Linked DNA regions of Homo sapiens: region 1 is linked to region 2. Evidence: read pairs that join two places in POLR2A ChIA-PET (ENCODE). Cell type or tissue: GM12878. All regions are shown on one strand. Each heading gives the region's core, and the rest is flanking DNA. Links, peaks and the distances in the headings are about the cores only. Region 1 overlaps IKZF2 (IKAROS family zinc finger 2). Region 2 holds the start of LINC01953 (long intergenic non-protein coding RNA 1953).

Evidence for each region. ChIA-PET counts read pairs that join two places held together with the same protein. Peaks named below come from ENCODE experiments on the same cell type or tissue, not always from the same donor. Only the 100,000 strongest peaks of a DNase experiment are listed, where the experiment ranks them.
Region 1: POLR2A ChIA-PET joins it to region 2 with 5 read pairs; 5 of 35 experiments call an interaction of 5 or more read pairs at or near these places.

The regions. Positions count from the first base shown.
Region 1 is chr2:213,096,481-213,104,480 of GRCh38, forward strand. All of the region lies in intron 4 of IKZF2 (IKAROS family zinc finger 2), which reads right to left. Among named protein-coding and RNA genes, the nearest start is that of IKZF2, 51 kb to the right of the region's middle. In GM12878, for the core only: no CTCF peak of the experiment used is centred there; no DNase peak of the experiment used is centred there; H3K4me3 peaks cover 408 bases.
Region 2 is chr2:213,155,647-213,168,776 of GRCh38, forward strand. It overlaps LINC01953 (long intergenic non-protein coding RNA 1953), which reads right to left and starts at 12,064. Exons shown (of 4, transcript NR_146974.1): 1 at 11,747-12,064; 2 at 3,466-3,635; 3 at 1,381-1,471; 4 at 170-284. It overlaps LOC105373864 (a long non-coding RNA gene), which reads left to right and starts at 12,141. Exons shown (of 3, transcript XR_923851.3): 1 at 12,141-12,217; 2 at 13,071-13,130. RefSeq lists an enhancer at 1,641-1,710. In GM12878, for the core only: no CTCF peak of the experiment used is centred there; no DNase peak of the experiment used is centred there; H3K27ac peaks cover 3,541 bases.

The DNA of each region.
Region 1 (8,000 bases), core at 1-8,000, 64 kb before region 2:
ATATAATATACTATAAAGTATTTACCTCTCTATAATAACCTAAGCATTTCCATGTCATTAAGAAATTCTTCAACAGCATAATTTTTAAGACTATATATACTTCAGCTTATGGAATAACCATGATTTACCTAAGCACTGTACCGAAAGTAATTTCCAATAATAATACTCCAGTGTCTACTTTTGTGGATAAATCTGTCTGCATTTCTAACAGGTTTCTTAAAATTGAAGTCTCAAAGAAGGCATTATTAGGTGAAAAGAGAGGCAAGCGCATTATAAAGTTCCCATATATAAAACTGCCGTCCAAAATGAGGTGTCAATTTAAACTTGCATGAGTACTGTGTCAAAACAACATTACCAATGTAATGCTATCAATAAAACCAATACAATGTTATTGATGTTAAACAATCTCAGTAGCTTTCATCATTTATAATATGGTGAGTAAAACATGGTATTTTATTATTTTAAAGTGTATTTATTTCATTGATTGGAAATAAATTTGTCGCGTTAATTATTAATTCCTGAGATTACAAAAGTTTTTTTGAAAAACGCCAATTTAAAATCAATTATTGAAAGACTAAACTATTATTTTCTATATTTTTAAAGACCAAGAGATAATACATCAAATGTGCAGTAAAATCAAGGCTAATGGCATGCAGTTTAATGAGATAATTAATTAGCTTTTTATGCTAATTAGTACAACTGGGAATCATTCTAGTTAACTATGGTGATTCTAAAAAATATGCAATAGTTGGAAATAATCAGATTTATAATAATATAAATTGATATAAAATATTTCAAAATGTTTTATTAGTTAATAATCATATCTAAAGAATTAAACTTCTATCTCTGCCATAATTGAAAAATAAAATAAAAATAAAACTCAACACCATGAAGCAAACAGTTACACTGTATAACCTGTATAACATATTACCAAATATCTCTCTCTGGGCTATTTTTTCCCCATATTTCTTGATGACATACTTTTAAAATCCTAACATTCACTCTTGATTTCATATGTTAAAGTATTCAGAAACCTTCACATTTAGCCTTTATGTCCAGTAGATGAGTTATTCAAATGACTTTTAAGATCAGTCATACCCTTGAGATTCTATGACTTACAAAATATAATTAAACTTAATTAATAACTCTTTAAGAACTGATTTCATCATATATAAGCAGAAATTGTGACTCCTATATTACGGGTGATTGTATCATAGAACCTGACACACAGCACACGGAAGTGTTCAATAAATGCCATTCCCTTTCCCCTAACTTCCAGCTCTCCCCCTCTGCTCTCTATCAATATGTACTTGTTGACAAATCAAATTTTATTTGTAATTAAAAGGTGAAAAAATATAATTACATATTTACAATATCTATTGTCAAACATCCTTACCTTAAATTAATGGTTGAATGTAATCTGGCAAGGAACAGAAGTATATCAAAGGACACTTCTAATTCTATATTTTTGAAAAAGACCCTATAAATTAGAGAAAGCTTTTTTTACAAGAGTGATTAAAACAGTTAACATGAATTAATCAATCTCAAAAAAGTCACAGAAGTTAGGTCAGTGATATCATTCTATATCCATGGCTCTAGACCTTCACTGTGCATCAGAATTATCTGGGGAAATTAATAAATCATTATCAATGCCTGAGCCCTACCCCTATTTTTATTAAATTGGTATGGGATGGGGTAAAAATACCAGTATTTTTTAAACATATCCAGATGATTCTAATGTGCAGCCAAAGTTGAGAACCACCATTCTACATATTGAGAAGAAATAAATTACAGAGTAGAGCAACTCGCAAAATGAGACTAGAATCCAAGTTTCCAATTTTAGGACTTACAAGAAAATCTCCTCCTGGAATCAAAAGAGGTTTGAATGTACATTATATAATATGAAGATATTTAAACATATTGAGGCACCCATGACATTTAATTGGCATTCAACCTTACACAAAATGATGGTAATCAACAAATGATCACCCTTACTAATGCCATAAATGGTCCTTCCATCACACCATCTTAATTTCAAAAGTAACATTTTCTTTGCTTCTGAATCTGAAGAAAACAAAAAAATCTCAAAGTCTAACATAACTACTTTGCAATTACTTTTTGCCATATATAAAGAGAAAGAAGTCCTCATAACTAATCTTTTCTATACAAAAATGAACAGACAGCAGGAAAAAAAATATATAGGAATAGAATCACCGCCTTAGGTGATGGGCAGACAGTTTCCAAAGCAAAGCATTCTCTCACTCTGTCCCGGTTAAAACCTGTTTGTCTGGGGATTGGCTCAGCTGCTCCAGTTCCAGCTTCCCGGCCTTCCAAGGTGCTGACGTGACCTCAGTTGTCATTCTGCTGGAGCTAGATCCAACTAACAAAATCCAACACATGCAGGCACTTGTTTCTCCATTATCCAGTGCCTTCAAGGGCAGCAGAGAATCAGGGAGTCAGTCACCTCTTCTAATCTTGCCCTTGATAGTTTTTATCCTCAATCCTTAAACACTGTGCAAAGGTTATTAGGCAGATGAACATCAATGATCAGCAATCAAATGGACCAAATGAAGAAAACAAGATAAAAATTCAATTAAATATTAGCTAGTTGATTTACAGAATTTTACAGAAGGGAAGCATCTAGTAAACTGAGTTTATTCATATACTGATGAAGATCTGAAGGCTTTAGTTGAGGAAGCTACATGACAAAAGTCAGCCTCCTCCCCCCATCCTCCTTTCTTTTATAAAGATAACTGAAGAGATTGAAGGAAACAAATATTGTAAATATTACTGTAAGATGCCAATATTATATACATGATTCCTGAAAGTTGAGTATCTATGTACATATGAAGAGTAGAGAGATGCCATTTAAAAATCACATCTCATCTGCTTTTTTTGAAAAGGGATTCTTTCTTATAAGCTGTATCAAGTGTAACTTGAACATGATGTCCTTAAATTTTTGTGATCATCAACAATTTGTAGTAACAGACTCTGAGATCAAGAGCAACGTACGTGATGAAGCCTCATCTTACTCCCTATACCAACTCAGCACTGAAGATTTGCATGCTTGAGCTTTCCTCTTCTAGCTCTAAATAATTCCTCATATACAGCATGGTACACAGCTTTACCTACAAGCACAAAACAACATTCTTTACCCAGTACATGTTATTACCTCCTCATTTAAAAGAAAAAACGTGAAGCACAAGATGTGTAATCATATTATGAACAAAAGCATGTTTTAATGTTAGCTTTTTTAGTTAGCTCAGTGACCATCAGCACATTTTTAACCTCTCTGACCCTTAGCTCGGCATCTCTAAAATGAGGGTAATAAGGAACCTATCCCGTTGTGCTTTTAGAGGATTAAATAAGATAAAAGACACCCTATTGCACATTGTAAGCACTTAATGATAGTTATTACTAGGTATATGAGTAAAGGCTCTACTGCTTTAGATTCATTAAAGAATTGGCTTTCATTTTCATTTGAGATTACTTTATAAAAATCATATGGTTATCCACATAAGTTACTAATATAAGTGGGTTTTTGATATGTTTATATTTTAATGTATGGCATTTAAGCTAACTGACACTAAGCACATGGATAACTCTTCTAATGTCATCTAAAGTGATATTTCTCAAATGAAATATCCTTCTGTGGGAAGGACCAATTGGTTTTTTAAATTTCTAATTCATCACATTTGTATAATCAAGTCAAATTTGACAAAAACAAAATACAAGCCCCCTATTTTTATTACTCTATCAAACTTTGGTGACAGTTTTAAGCATTTACTCAACTTCTATATTTAATTTCAAGGCAGACTGGTAACAAATGCTTTCCAGCCTACAGACTGCATATTAAGTAGGACTACTATAAAGAATACTTGATTTTAAGAATGATAGATATTGACTATTTTATAATAAAACAAACTAAAATTTAAAACTAAAAATCCTTATTAATGGTGTTTCACTTACATGAATCTCAATTCAAACTAGGTATGAATTTTAAAAAATAGTAAAATTGCCAAAATACCATAGGGGCCCCTTGGTGAAAGCCACGTATTTAACATACTGTCTTAAAAGGCTATTTAATACAGCCACTGAATTCTAACTTAATGTTGATCTAATACAAAGCATTACCGTGCAATAGTCACTAAATAAACTATGAAAAACAACCAATAAGAGTAACCTTACAGGTTTACACTTAAATTTTTTAAGGAAGTTCCTCACACTAATCTAACTACAATATACTTAGGAATACTTGGCAACATTAACAGTACCTGTGGCTACTCTAGGTAGTATTTCTTTTTAAAGGCCAGGTACTTGTATAAAGAGAAGTCCCAATATTATAAATCCAACAAACTCAATAATATATTAAAATGTTTAGCTTGTTGTTTTTCTTACAGAACAGATAATACTTTCTAGGTATTTGCTTTTCTAGTGCTTTATGATTTCAACGTAATGTTTTGTCAGTTTTGGCATAATGAAAATTAATAATACAGATCCTACCTACACGGTTGAACCCTACTTGGGCTGCCATGGTAGAAAGAGAGAGAGAAAGAAAGAGAGAGAGAGAGAAGAGACAACCCTTTGTTGACTAAACAAAATCACCTATTTTCCCTATACCTATGAGGAAAAATATTACAATGAAACAAAATGAGATGGACAGACAACATTCTTATGTCTATAATGTTAAAATTTGGTTTATCAGTAAATTACTTCATATCTTTCAAGCCTGCTTTAAAAAAAATCTCAGAAACCATAAAAATGTTTTCATTAGTTATTTAAACACTAGAATAGGTAGTGACTAAGATTTGAGAAGAAGATGAGAGGCAGTCTCTAACCAGCATTACTCATTATTTCTCCAACCTGGAAAAACTTTTTCTTCTTTCAGAGGTCAAATTAAAAGTACCTTTACCTATGGTTATCCAGAAAAGGAATGAGAATTAGAATAGATACGTTCACTGTAGTCTGCCTAAAGAAAACACTAGGAAAGAATTATGATATACAAATTTCCTTCACATTGATGTTTTTCTGGCAACTGACACTACCTACTATTAAGATAATTCTGAGATTACAAAAAAAAAATTAGTTCAAATGAAGGAAATCCTTACCTAGGCTCCAAATTAAATTTAATTTTAAAAAGCAATTATTAAAAATGTTTATGTCCACAAAGGAAAGTACGACCCTAACGTCTTATAACAATCAGCTATCAAATGAATAATCCAGCACCTTAAGAGTATTTTTAATCAGTCTCTGTATTCCATCATACATGAAATATAGTACAGCTTGTTCCATGTTTGGTCCAAGATGCTAATGATAGTAGCTGTGGCAATCAAATCAGTAGCACGAACGATAGTACACTCACACCTAGAGTGCAAAGAAACATTCTTTCTTACTACTTTATTCTCACTTTAGCTCTGTCTAAAGGACAGGAAATAATGTCATTCCTCCCATAACAAATAAACCTGCCATTTCAGATAACTGATCCATGACAGGTTACTAGTATTCAAAACTGGCACTTAGAACATTGTCACCATGCAAGCAAACAGGAAGCAATTTGCAGGCTGTAGACCTAAATCTGCTACATGGATCTTTTTTACTTGTTTTGGTAAAACCAGGAAAGAAGCACATACAATACATATTTTTAAAGAAGTGGTGATTTTCATGTTTTCAATAATTCTGTATTTAAACTAGAATTTGTGAGCGGCATCTTTGAGATGGGACAGATGCATAGTCCCAGAAATATTGACTACTTTCTGTACCCGGGAAAACCAAGGCGTGGTGCTGTTGGCAGTTGTCAGGGTATCTGTTTGCCCAACTTTTATCCAGCTGGAGCAAAGGTAATAAGCTCTTGAAATAGAAAAAGAAAGTGGAAAAAGACAAAATTTGCAAATTGATAATTTTCAAAACTGAATTAAAATGTATAGTACCATACAGGACTTGTCCATTAAATGTAATACAAACAAGAATAAACCAGAGCAATTCACAATTCACCAAGACAAGTTGGGAGGTTGTTTTTACACCTGTTCTTGGTTTGCTCCCAATGTACAAGCAATAGGAAATTTTTTAAGTAAATAAGACGTCAATCTCATAAAATCTCAATAACTCTTCATTAGAAATTAAACAAAAATAATGCATAAAAATCCACAGCATATAGCAAAATGAATTTTAATAAGACCAAATATAACATTTAAAGGAAGGGGGGGGGTCTCAATTCTATTGAATTTATAGAATAATATGTTGATTTAACTAATAATCAATTGTTCTATTCTTCTTGTCATATTTCCAGCTGTACCAGAAAATTTTTTTAAAAAGAAGTGCTTCCTCAGTAATATTCTGCTGCTCTACAACAGTAAGCAAAACAGCAAGCATGAAGGCATCAAGAGGAAAGCACATGTGAGAAATGGGCAGCCTTTCATTGTAAAAAGGTTCCTTTTTACTCTCGAATATTGTGAGATAAGCAGTAATGGAAAAATAAGAGAGGTAAGATGGCATGGACCCAAGGAAATAACTGGAGGATCAAGTCCATATAGTGGTCAGGATAATGGCAATATAAACAATAATAAGTAACCACGTTACTCACATGTTCTAAATACCGTAGAGGGGGCTTAAATATACAACTAATCTAACAATCTTAAAAAATATAAGTATTCTCACTTTGTACAGGTAAGTCAACTGAGGCTCAGAGATATTAATTTATTCATACAAGGTCACTCAGTCAGTAGCTAGTTATTCCTTTGGGTAAACAATGATAAATTGTGATAAATGATGATAGAGAGACCAACAGACATGTATACACACATATCACAACTAATGGCAATGCTTAGATTTGAACCATTGCAGACTGTCTTCAAAGCTTGGACAGATAGCTTAATAAACAATCACAAAAGGATAATAAAAAGTATTATATGAATACTTATCAAAGATAATCTTCTGATTTATCAAATCAACAGACTGAACGAAAAGAAAGGCTTAATAAAAGTTTAGTGGGCACTTACTGAATGTATAGTGAATGAGAGAATGAATGAATGAGTATAAGATGGCAAGTGATAAATAGCCTTTTTTTCTTTAAGGAAAGGATAGGAAATCTCTTTAACCTTCCTTATTTCTACGTTAATTCTCTGAAAGGAAATGTCTTCTTACAATAAAACTGTGACATCACTGATCGTCAATAAATGTTTGTTTTGTAAACTTTGAATAATTAGGGGAAACAGGAATATAGCAAAATATTTGAAGATAGTTTAAATTACAAATAAGCTATTTTAAAGTCTATATAGATGTGTTAAAGATGTTCATTTTTATAACTTAGAACAACTGTTACAGAAATAAAGCTCAAATAATCTCACCATAAAATTCCTTAGTTACAAATATAGTGATATCAGATTTATAAGAAAATGTTAAAAGGACTTTGAATTTGCTAAAAAGAGTAGTATATTTTGAAATGTATTGAATAAAAGTGATGATATATTACATAAATGATCAATTAAAAAGATTTTTAGTATTCAGAATTATATATTTCCTGGATAAAACTGTGTTTTGTTTTCATTATTTTAATGCTCACAAGACACACCTCGGATTCGATTTGCAGTATACATAAAATGTAAGGGGGAAAAAGACCTCCATGTCTAGAGGTATTGCAAACTTGCAAAACACATTAATAGTACAGTTAAAACAGAATGTGTTAACCTGTCTTCTGAGGTTACCGCACAAGTGTTTTAAAAGTTTTGTTTTGCTGTGGTTTTAAAGCTTAGTGTGTAATCTCTCTACCACTGCTTCTAACGGACAAAAAAAAAAAAAAAGAAAAAGAAAAAGTTACAACTCAAATTCTGTAGTAAACCACAGGGCAGAGGCAAGGGGTTCTCAGCCCATTCCTTAACAAACTTGTTGCTAGTCCTGTCTGCACCATCCTAACTCGCCTATGTTCCCCAGGCACTGAGCCAAAAGTATCATTTTACTGAGTGAAGAAAAAAGAGTTTCATTCTTCCAATCTTGTACTACTTTCA
Region 2 (13,130 bases), core at 4,603-12,602:
CTTTCCTAAAATCAAAGAAGAAATTTTTGGAAATGAATTCTATATTTTTTTATTTAAATGGCTTTATTGTGCTAGATATATAATCAACCAGAATAGGTACCCTAAAATAACTTGAATCCCTGAAAAAGTTAAGAATAACAGGCACACATAAGCACAATGTTTTAAAACCGATAACTTCTTTTATTTTTGTCAGGTGATGTTGTTCTTGTCTTTGAAGTAGTGTTCTCTTTTTAAGCGGGATATGGAACAATGGTCTCACTTACTCCTGTTGACCTAGATTGGCACTATGAAGAAGCAAGAAAGCCAAAAATGGAACTACCTTTTCAAAGAAAATATTCTAAGATACCAAATCCAGTTCATAAGTAAAGCATATAAATACTGTCAAACTTTACTTCCCTGAGTGCACTGATAGTCTGGGGTCTATTCAGCTGGCATATAAGTCCCACATGCTGAGGGTCTTCTAATTCCATCTACCTTGAACAATAGTTTCTTTTAACAGTCTTAAGAGTGTCACTTTGCAATTAGAGATAAGGCTCTTATGCAAATACTCATGTCCCTAAAAAAGGTAACATTATGACTTAAATTCACACGTTGATAGAATACTATCAGATTTCTTCCAGAGAGAGTGTTTTGCTGTAGAGCAGGTGATAAGCTAACTCTATCCCAAATGAGAATGATAAATTACGGGAGTTAAACCAGTGGGGTGAGGACCAGAGAGGTTCCTGAAAAAAATGAAAGCACACATTTTTAAAGATGTCATTAAAACCCACCATAATTGCTTTTAAAATGCAGATTTGTTCAGCATTTGATAAAATGAGTTCCATTAATGCAAAAACAAGGGAATTTTGAACTGGGTCAAGTGGTGATGCTCAAAGTCAACTCTAAAAAGGATTGAGAAGAAACCCTAAAATTTTAGAGCACAAAAAGTACAGGGAAGTTATTGGAATCCTCAATGAAGTGTTAATTCAAGAAATGAAAAAGATATGATTCAACTTTGTAAAGAAATAACTTACCAAAAGAGGGTAACAAAGGAGAAGACGCCTGGTGAGCATTAATTTAGATACAGGACAAAAAAAAAACTCATTATTTGGAATATTTTTCCGCAGCTACATGCAAGAGATTAAAAAGAAACTTATTTTGCTGGGGACCAGCAGGAAAACCAAACATAATCATTTGACTTTGGAATTGGGAGGTGAAAATAGGACAGATTAACCTAACGATCTGTGATATCAAAGGTTGGATTCTGCAAGAGAGATCCATACTCTAAAGCAGAGTGATGACAGGTTGCATCTCAAGGGAAACATTTGGTGGTTAAACCAGTGCCAATAGCAGTATGATACTGTCTTTTTAATCCTGTGAAAAGCTTGTGGAAGTACATACCCAGTGTTTGTGAGAAGCTTCAACTCTTTATAAACCAAAATTCTTTCACAGTAAAGCAAAGTCTAATCACTTGCTTAACAATCCTGTTAAGCTGAAAAAAAAAAAAAATAGAGGAACACATTACCAACAGATAGTAAAGGAAATAATCCAGAGAATTCACCTTCCCCATTTTTATAGCCAGATGGTTACAACCTAGGGAATTGAGAACCATATAGGGATAGAACTGGGGAGCCATTTTCTGTTTTATAACTCTGAAAGAGGGCGTGAGCTATGGAAAAGGGAATTGAATCAAAGAAAGGTCATTTACAAGTAGTAAAGTCAAATGTCATCTCCCCCAATTTTCATGACTGTGGTTTAGAAAAAGGTTAGCTTAATATAGAACTTAGTGTGGCATTCTGAACTGTCGTAAGACATGATAAAGGAGAGAGTAACACCATCAGTGTATCTCCCCCAGCAGCTGTGCCAAAGCTTCACAAAAGTATTTAAAACCTGACGTCATGGTGAGGTACTAGACACCTGGGAAAGTCCCACTCAGTAGACTAAGAATATCACTCTAAGTCCTGTAAACTATATTGCAGAAATGGCCACATTGGAAGACTGTACTTTTGAAGTGTACTATTATTGAGAAATAAATCCATACGAAGAATCTATAGCATTTTAAATTGATGATATAACTGATTTCAATGAAGTTAGAGTATCAGTGGGACTAGGAAAGTCACATATATCATTTTTATAATTATATCCATTTATTTCGTGCCAGATACCATGGTAAGCATGTTACATGCATTATCTCATTTAACACCCACTGTCATTTTAAGAGAGGTAATACTACCCCATTTTTCACATGAAGAAAGCTTGGAGACAGTATTAACTTGTCCCTGGTCCCACAGTTTCAGAGCTAGACAGTGTCAAACACATATTTTAAGTTCTAGAAAGCCCATATTCATAACCATCATACTATAGTCTCTCTAAATTGCCAATTATTTTCATCAATCATACAGACGTCTTACTGTAGTTAAATCCAGCCTTATGAGTAATACGCAGTCCACTGTTGTATCTCTTGAAAGCATACTGAATGTCCAGGGTGTTTTAAGAAGGTTAATTGAATGTGGTATCAACATAGAACTTTTTACCAAACCCAGAACTTATCTATGTGTGAAACATTACCTATTTGGCATTTAGTATGTTAATATCAGATGTTTATTAATATCTAGAGCTCTTCTCAATAAGTGAATGACATGAGAGAATCACTGAGAGTGAATTGAAAGAAAGTCACCCTATGAAGAGTTGAGTAACAATCAATGGTGACACAGAGATCCAGATAAGAACATAACTTTAAAGTCTGGGTCACCAAGCATATTTGCACATTTTATTTCAAAGGGGACCATTTCAGATTTATTACTCCCAGAAACAGATGGATCATACGGCTGCCTTTTGTAGACATACTTCACCTACATGTGTAAATAATGAGTGCATGGCTTTCTGTGATAAACACTGTAATTGTAAATGGTTACGGCTTCTTAAACGATATTTCTCAGGAAACAGATTTTTTTTCCAGTGGAGAACAGCTCTCAGTTTATAGTAAAAGTCAAGTTGAACATTTTGCTAGGGTTTATACATGAAGCTTGTGAAATTAGAATGTTTCTCTTGTTTTTAATTTACAAATACAGTGAATACTGGAGTAGAGAAACGTAACTATATTATTTTAATTAGGATTTCCTATCCCATGCGTGTAGAAGTTACATATTTGCTCTCTCATTACAGGTTATTTTTTCTAAGAACAAAAAGAAATAATGCTTTTATTTGATAACAAAGACACTATTTACTTGAAAAGCCAATCAGTGATTTTAGGGGAACTCTGCTTAAGGGTATTTTGAATAACCTAACCCAGAAGAGCTTCCTAAAACATCAGGTAGTAGCCAACAAATAAAATGAATATGGTATCTGGTATGTTCAAAATATATTGTTTAACATTTTCCCATATTTATGTTAGATGAATGTTTGGCATCAGACTGGTTGAATATTTAAAAAGGAAGGAATGATGTTCCTTCACAACGTAATATGGAAGACAGAGGAGTACCTTACCCGCAAGTCTTTGGAAATATTGCCTTCAGAGGTCATTCTTGATGTGAGGGGGACACTGCAGGCTGTCAGGCCTGGTACCATTAGGCAGTCTATCGTACACAAAACTCTTTGATCAGTTCTAAGCCCAACATTAGCGACTTTCTGATATTTTCACTCTCCATGTGATTTTCCTATGTGAAGGGAATATACATGATCATTATATTTTTATTTAAAAACAAATGATATTTCTGGTTTTTTTCCACCTATTTCTTATGAGTTTAGAAATGCATGGTTTTCCTTTCTAAGAACAGTACAGTACTGCATCTGTAAACTTGAGTTGAAGGCTAATAGCCAGTCTCTTGAAAGTGGAGCTCACTAAGGTCATGCCATTCGGCACTGTCCCTGTCACCTGGCCAGACTTCTCTCCTGACCCTCGAGAATATGGCCACCATCCTTCTACCTGCTTTAGAATGTCAGTGGATTCATAAGCAAGACAGCCTTCTTAAGTTGATTCATGAGGGACAGCAGTATTTTTGAAACAGCCTGACTCAATGGAGCCCCGCAGAGATCTGAGAGGAAACCCAAAAGATCTAAGAATGAGAAAAGGAGAGATTAACACCATCAAATTCTGCCTGTAATAATGACAGCAGAGTTGTTGAGAAAAGAATAAGTGAGGGAATGGAGGCTGTCAGTATAGATGGTAATTTCAAGAAGTTTTGCTGTAAAAGGAGAGGTAGAAGCTAGTAGCTACAGGAAGATGTGGGATTGAGGGAAGTTTCTTGTTTGTTTTCTTTTGTCTTTTAAGTAAGACCTTGACATATCTCAGTGCTAATGAGAAAATTGGTAAAGTGGGGTCCCTGAGGGAATAGGAAAGAAAAGAATCTATTGCGCAACTGGCAGGAGTAGCTTCAGCTAGAAGAGGACATACCTCATGTGCTTAGGATAAGTAAGAAAGGAAGGTTGAAGATGTAAGTAATTTTGTGCGTTGTCATGGTGGGAAGTTTAGGAAAGATATGAAGAAGGTATCAATGTTATTTATTAAGGTTGAAAAGCCACTGGATTGAAAATGTAAGAAGAGTGAATAAGTTTGAAATAGTTGCTTTTATAAAAATAGAGAGAGGCTAACTGAAAAAAAATGTAGAAAAATAGGCAAGCCGAATAGAGGACCCAGTTGAGGCTGGTGACCACAAATAAACCATCAATAAGCTCAATGCTATAACTGTAACTGGGCTCACAGCCCAGATAGAATCTTGAAAAGAATGAACCACAGGATTGATCCAGTGTAAAAAATTCCACTGGCTGCGGAGCTGGAAGACATTGAATCAAAGAAGTTGAGCTTGACTTAAAGAAATGGATTGGAGTAATGGATCATCAAGTAAGCTATACAAAACAGAGAGGGTACTGACAGATAGAAGTAGAGGGGTACAGAGACCTCAATTGGGTCCCAGTGAGGTTAAATAATTTGCATAAGAGGGAATAGTGAGAGATAGGAAGGTATAGAAGATTGTGAACAGAAATTTCTGATGGAGAACAAGGTGCCAGAATCCGGAATGGAGGTTGAGAAGTCATGGCCTCTAGGGGGTGGAATATCAGAAACATGAAAGGATAATCGGGAGATGTAGCTCTTGGGGAAGAGAGGGAAATACTGAACTAGGTGCAAAAGTCTATGAAGAATGAATCCCTGGAAAACTGATAAATAAAAGCGAGGAGGAAGAATTGTGAGGTGGTAGCTGGAAAGCATGAACATCAGAGGAACCGGGATTTTACATGAAAGTGTATATGTTCTGAAAATGTCTTTGGACTACATAGGGGATGCTGACTCCTTAGTCTAAACTTGAGCAAGGTGAATCAGTAGAAAATGAAAAGCCTTCACTTGAGAGGACTATGGGTAAGTTGACCATATGAGCTGGTTTGCCAAGAACTGTCTCAGTTTACACCTGTGGTCCTGGCATCATTATTAATAGTACCCCCTTTTATTCTTAAGTGTCTTGGTTTCTATGTGACATTACATATTCATCCTAGATGAGAAGGAGTAATGACCTCAAAGAAGACCTTTTTCATTTAGGCAATGTTGTTTTTATGTTTGTTGTTTTTGTTTTTGAGACAGAGTCTCACTTTGCCACCCAGGGTGGAGTGCAGTGGCGCAATCTTGGCTCACTGCAACCTCCGCCTTCAGGGTTCAAGCGATTCTCCTGTCTTAGCCTCCTGAGTAACTGGGATTACAGGCATGTAATCCCAGTTAATTTTTGTAATTTTTGTGGTGACAGGGTTTCACCATGTTGGCCAGGCTGGTCTTGAACTCCTGACCTCAAGTGATCCACCTTCCTCGGCCTCCCAAAGTGCTGGGATTACAGACATGAGCCACCGCACCCAGCCTAGGCAATGGTTTTTTTTTAAAGAGGTAGGAGGCTATAGATGGATTTACCTGTTTGTTTTTGGTTTTTTTTTTCTTAAAAGAGGAGTTCCAGGGGCCATAATGAAAAAGCTTTGAGAGCATATTGAGCAGTGAGATATTGATTCAGGAGAAAGGAGGTTCTAAGCAGTGTTGTAATTGAAAGTGCAGAAGAAAGGGGTTAACCTCAGCTTTAGCTCCCATCTTCCATTTCAATCTTTGTGTCAACTTTCTCATTCTTTCCATCTGGAGTCAAGTGGACAATCAAGCCTTCATAGGTGAAATATGCCTACTATTATTTATATCTTTGCATTGTTGCAAGTGATTGCAGCAGTTATTGTACTGCAAACTGACAGATACAGGTAAGAAAACTTTATAAACGTTTACCAGAGTCCAAGTTCCTCCAGATCACTGCCGTACAATGACTCCTAATTGAGATGATAACCTCCTACTATTTGCTTTCTTTTGCACTTATGTTTTGAGTGTTCTTTATTCTGAGCTTTGGCAGATTCAGCTCTGTCTCTGCCAACTCCATTACTTGCTTCAAAATCAGGGTAAAAAAACAAGGCAGCTTAAGGCCTCTGGATCATATGAAGACTGGTTTATTCATCGAAGTCACTAGATTTTGCCAAGCATTGTACACTGAGAGCTGATGACGAAAGGATTAGAGTACTCAAGTCAGATGCCAATGCCAAAAAGGAAGCAGAAATTAACCACCCTTGCTAAAAGCAAAATATTCTTATGTCTCTAGTCACAACCATAGGCTAAAATGCACCTTCAAAGAGCAGTATAACATGTAACCAAATTGTAATTGAAGATTCCTTTTTTAAAACGAAATGATCCCAACTCACTAAACACAGAAATCTTCATTACAACATCATCACAGGAGACCTTTAAGTCAATGAGGTCATTTGTATTTTAGTCTGCAAATAATATATTACTGTAATGCAATGAAGGCATAAAGCTTATTGATGTACTTTATGGAAATGTAGGTAAAGCCATTTCTCTGAGTTAGGGATATTCTTCAATGACCGTGGCAAATAAATTAAAACGGGGGATTTTTATTCACTTTCTAAAAAATATTCTTTCCAGTTTCCAAATAGACTGTCCATAGGAATTCTTAAAGTAGTAAGCTAGCAGCATGAATTCAAAATGTGAATCATTTGTTTAAAAATCTGCACACATTTTTTTAGAATTACCTCATAATAAGCCTCACTGCTTAAAACCATGGTTCAAACTTGTTTTCTGTACCTAAATGATCCACATGCTAAAGATATTCCTATTTAATTCCATCTTTCATTGACAGAAAAAATTCTAAGCTGGAGTCACCCCCCACTAGCTTCCCACTATGTTCTGCAGGAATATCAGAGTATTGGAAATGTTATAGCAGTTTGAAAACTATCCCCCTAGAACAGTATTTTTCAAATGCCTGGTTGTAACCCATTAGCAGGCTGTGTGTATTTAGTCAGTCATAACCAGCATCTAAAAACAAAATAGAATCGAATACAGTACGTTTATCACACACAACAAAGATAAATAAAAGGTAACTTTTTGTATCAGAGGTATATCTATCTATCTATCAATTGGCTCACCATGTAAAAGCTATTTTTACTCCCTATGGATTACAGGGTCAAAAGAAGACTGAAAGCTACTGGCCAAGAGAATGGATAAACAAATTGAAGTGTATCATTTCATTGAAATATTGCACAGCAACTAAATACTACAACAAATACATATATATACACACATACATATATATGTACTACATAAATCAATACATATATAAATACATAAATACCACCACAAAAATCCCTAAAATATTATACAGGGTAAGATAAGTGAATTGTTAAAGGATTCTCATATAAATTGTTAATACTTAAAAACATAGAAAACAATATGTATTGTTTTTGTACATATGTATATGTAGTAAAAGTATTATAAAAGAAAGACACCACTTTTGGAATAGCAGTAACCTCCAGGGTGAAAGAGAGGAGGATGAGATGCATCTGCAACGTTTGATTTCTTAATAAACACAATTCTAGAAGACAGGAGACCTTTATTCTAATTCTGACTCTGCCATTACCTGACTGTTTTACTCTGATTGGGTGACTTCATTGCTCTTGTCCTTGTTTCTTCCTATGTGAAATGAAGGGATAATACCAGAGAATGATCAAAGAGTCAGGCTGGAAGGAGAAGTGGATTTGTGTAATGAAAATATTTACTCATCTAATATTTAACTCATAGAATTTAAATGATTACTCAAAGTTAACCAGCTAGCTAATGGTAGAACTCAGGCTAGATAGAGAGAAGTCATCTGGAATCATAGTGTTTCATTCTCTACCCTGTAATTATGCCTTTGATGAAAGATAAAAGGACATGGCATCATTTTATGTAGGATGGTAAAATCAAGAGATTACCATTATCCTCATCTTACTATATGAAGTGGGCCTTGTGACCTATGCTACTGAAGGAGAGAATGAATATTTTGAAAAGGCCAAATATAATCGAATGTGTATATGTTTTCCCCGTTAAATTTTAAAAGCAGTGAAGATCACTGTCAAGTGAACCTTTAGTTTAGCTATGTTTTATCTTAAATAATTGATAGTAGCCTCTAGTCCTTTGATTTATAAATGGGAAAACATGAAATAGTTATTTTTAAGAGTGATTTATGGCTACTTTTGAAGCTGGTTGATTGATTTATCCACCAGTACTTCCTACAAGAATTCGAATTCAGGGTAAATTCAGAAAATAATAAGAGAAACTAAGATGCAAAGGGGAAAGAAAAATATCAAGAAATCTTGGTTATGAAAAAGCCACAATTGAACACAAAACTTACTTCTGCAAACATAGTAATCAGATAAAAGAGGAAACACAGTGTTGGTTACATAGCTCATATTGTCTGGGAAGGCTGTGAAATCATCAGCCCAGATTAAAAAAAAAAAAAAAATTCCAGGTCAGTACTCCAAGAGGAATTTGACCCAGGGGATACTGGCAAAAGTACCATTGGCTATATAATTATCAAGATCTTTCAATCCAGAAGGCCTGCTGTCAAATCCAGGCTCCTATGATTTACTCTGTTACTTAACAGTTGGACAAGTTTCTTAATAGTCTCAGTTTTCTCATCTGTTAATAGTAGATGAAAATAATAAAACTTACCTAAGTTTTGTTTTTAATATGGTTTACATGAGTTAATATTTATAGTTGATCAAATCAAGTCTTAGAGCAATGCCTCATTCATGGCTAAGGGTTTTATTTGCATTTCTTTGATAAGCAAATGAATATTCTAAATAGCAGTTTTACAAAGAACATTCTTAAATTAGTGTGATTGAAATTATTACAGTTAATTATTGCAGTGACATAAAAGCTGATCATTGTTTTGTAACTTAATTTTCTTTTCTTTTCTTTTTTTTTTTTTAAGAGAGTCAGGATAGCTCTCTGTTGCCCAGGCTGGGGTACAGTGTTGTGACTATATAGTTCACTGCAGCCTCGAACTCCTGGGCTTGAGCAATAATCCCACCTCAGCCTCCCGAGTAACTGGGACTACAGATGTGCACCACCACATCTGACTAATTTCTAAAAAAACTCTTTTAGAGATGGGGGTCTCTCTATGTTGCTCAGGCTTGTACCTTAACTTTATATTGATTTCCTTCCCAATATTTAAAAACCTTTTCCCAAATGTCTGATGTCATTTTTTTAAACGAACAAATCAAACTAATGAAAAACATATTTTCTTCCACATCAGAGTGCCTATTTCTTACGCTTGCTCTTCAAAATGTAGTACCCCAAATAACATATATCAGATTCAAATTTTTCTATCCAGACCTTGGTCAACTCTAAATTAGAGCATTTGTATAATGTAAGTGCCTAGAAAAACCTCACATAGCAACAATCAGCTGAACTAACCTATGCTTACATAGGGAGTGCAAAGTTTAGGACAACCTGCCAACTAAGTTTTCTCCTCCAAGGACTAAAAATTGCCTAGTTTTTGTTTGTTTGCCCTCATTGGGAGTCTTTAAAATGAAAAATTTTTGCTTAAGCATTTTTAAATGAAATCAGATCAAATATGCTCAAAAAAACTATAGACAAAAACCTATGTATATGGAAAGACAATATAGTCTGTTACACTTTATTTATATACAGCTTTAATTCTGTTAAATTGCTACACCACATTTTTATTTTTGCCCCTGAACTATGCTGATACCATATGTTATAAATGAATGCTTTGTGATTCCCTTTAGGTTAACTTATTTAGCACCTACTATCTACATCAATAATGTTATCATTTATCTCAATAAAATATATTTTTTCTTGTATGTGTATCTTATCTACACTGCTATGTTAGAGCAATTTTAGAGAAAGACTCAGTCAACTGTTTTTATAGTGCTCTTATTTCTTAATACAGTGCTTTAAACAGATTTGGTACTATATTTGTAATAAAAATTATCATAGAGATAAAACCCTTCATCAATAAAGTGTTATAAAATATTCCACTGCTGTCTAATCATTCATTCATTAAAAAGCACTTTCAATGCAGTTTCCTTTCTCTTTTTCTAAATTCAAATACCGACGTTCTTTTTAAATTTAGGCCTTTGCACTTTGTCTAAATTGACCAAGCTATTATGGTCTTCTGTAGTTCTTAAACAAACATCTCTTTGGTGTCTCTTAAATCTTTTCAGTGTTTATAAAAAGGCTGTCAAGTGTTTTTAGCCTCTTTTCAGAATTTATATTATCATAGTCTTTCAGTTCCTAATATACAACTCAAACACTGGTGTTCATTTAGAGTACTATCTTCATACTATGTACTTTAAAAAAAGTGAGCTTATGTCTTAAAATAGTATATGACTTCAATATGATAGCAGAACTAAAACTAGGATTAAAGTCTAGCATTCAGAAACACCTGTTAACTTATTCTCAATTTCTTTTAACTCAGGCTACAGAACATAGTGAACTTTTACTTTTTTCTTGTTTATTTTTACTTGTTTTTCTATCATATAATTCTCATAATATTTTTTATTTCTAAATAAAAAATTAATTTTGACAGTAAATTGAATGTAAAATTGGACATACATACACTTAACAGTAACGCAGAATTGTAGCACAATGTATCTTGGTCTTAATGTTTAATGTTTTCATGTAAAAGGTTATTTGGTGGTAGATTTCTTTAGGAGCAGGATCTTAGGAGCCATCAAAATAGTTAACTTATCTCATTTTCACTCAGTTCAAATCTCTCATTTAGTTATAGCAGAACTTAAAATTCTTATTTGCAAATCCATGTTGCAAACTGGATGGAAGTTTATTTTTCATTGCAGGGAGTGAGAATTTTATTATAAGTCATTCATTTTTGTCATTTAAACTTTGATTAATTCTAAGAATAGTTGAAGTTACTGTGAGAAATATTTGAGAATCTAAAGAATTAATTTAGGAGAGTCTCAATGACCTAGAAGGCATATAAGATTAAATTCAATGTGATGTAATGAAAACATTGTAATATATTTTGACACAACCCATTCATTTGATATATTGTTTATCATATCTATGTATTTCAGGAGGTCATAGTCATAAACTGTGAATGTCCTTTTTTAAAATCTCTAATAATTGAAGTGAAATTAATTGTGATATGAAATAATAAAATTATAAAAAAAATTAGTGTAGCTTGCAGATTATTAATTGTTATGGAACTTTTTGATGCGTTACTAAAAGTTGATATGTCACCACCCGTCTCCATGGACACAGTAATGTGTGTTTTAGAGAAATCATCCAGTATATCTTGTACTAAGAGCCAAAAGATATTTTCAATAGAATTAATAAATTATTGCTTAGATTTCTTTTTAACAAAGCAATTTTTTATCAAGACTTATCTAGCTAAGTACAATAACTACAATAGGAAGAAATCAGAATCTCTCTCATTACCTGCTTCTGTAATTGTGCATGCATAAAGTATGCCTGAAGGCTTTGGAAAGAGAGATTCTGCAAACTGAATACTAATTTTGTGAATACTGTAATTTCATGTCTGCCATCCATGTTCAAGCCGGTTGTGGCTTGAGGAGCAGCTGAGGCTTTATGGAAAACTTTGTAAAACATTCTATTTAGAAGCAATTCTTGTTCTTTGCATTATGTGCTCTGGGTATTTTTCTTCCTTTGTGTTTTATTTTGAGCGCATTTGTATGAAAACAAGATCTTTGTTTCTTACAAGCACATCTGCTCTTGCTGCTTATAGATTAGGAGAAGTCATCATCCTCTGTGACATCATAATCATTTCCATGGCAACCAGTTTGGCTTACTTGCTTTGAAAATGTAATAAAAAGTTAGAGAACATTAGCAGCAGCAAAGTGGTTATCTCAAAACAGATACATAATAACTTCTTAGTGATCTGCACCCACTGTGTGTGGCCCATTCATTACAAGGCACCAAAGCTTTAGCCTATTGTGTTTAATTCCCTTAAAGTTCATGTGACTGTCAATTCCTGTTATCCACAATTTAGAGAAAAATTAGAATGCTTGAGGAAACAAATTTTGAAGTGACCAATTTTATTGTACCTTAATGCCCTGTCACATGGCTTTGCTTAGTTCACTAAGGGAAAAAAAATGTGTGAGACCTTGGTGTTTTATGTCCTACTGTAAATAATTATATCGATTTGAATAACATCTGGAAAAATCTTGAAGCCCTTTACTTGAAATGATTTTATGAACAGGCACTACATTCACTCAACCACTTTAGTAGTGTCACTAGTGTGATGAAATGTGGCTGTGAAAGACCTGAGAACATAATCATTTGGATAGCCAGACAGCCAAGGCTGGTAAAAAGCACCGGAACTAGGAATAGACTTTGTAGCATGTTCTACTACATCAGTATTTGTTAAAATTATGAATTTTTAGATACAATAGTCAAGCAATCCATAAAGAAGTATTTATTGAGTACTTGTATTGGGGGTCATGTGTGAAATAACAGTAGTATAGACACAATATCTGACCTCCTAAGCCTTTCTTTGAGATTAATGTCTAATTATTCCTGTCACTATTTTTTTTCCAGCACTACCAAAATATTTTTAATTAAATCCTTATTCCTTTAAATTGTTTCATTTTATTTTTAAAAGTGTACATGTTTGATATGAACCACAATTAGTTCAGGAGAGTTGGTTAGCTGGGCCTAAGTAAGCTCTTTTGTGTTGAATACTAAGAACAACTGGAGATACAGAACTCAGAGGCAGATGTTGACTGGGTTTACTTGCATTCAGAATGGCAGCAATTGGATATGTGATCTTGGACCTGAGTATGAAGCCAATATCGGTGATAGA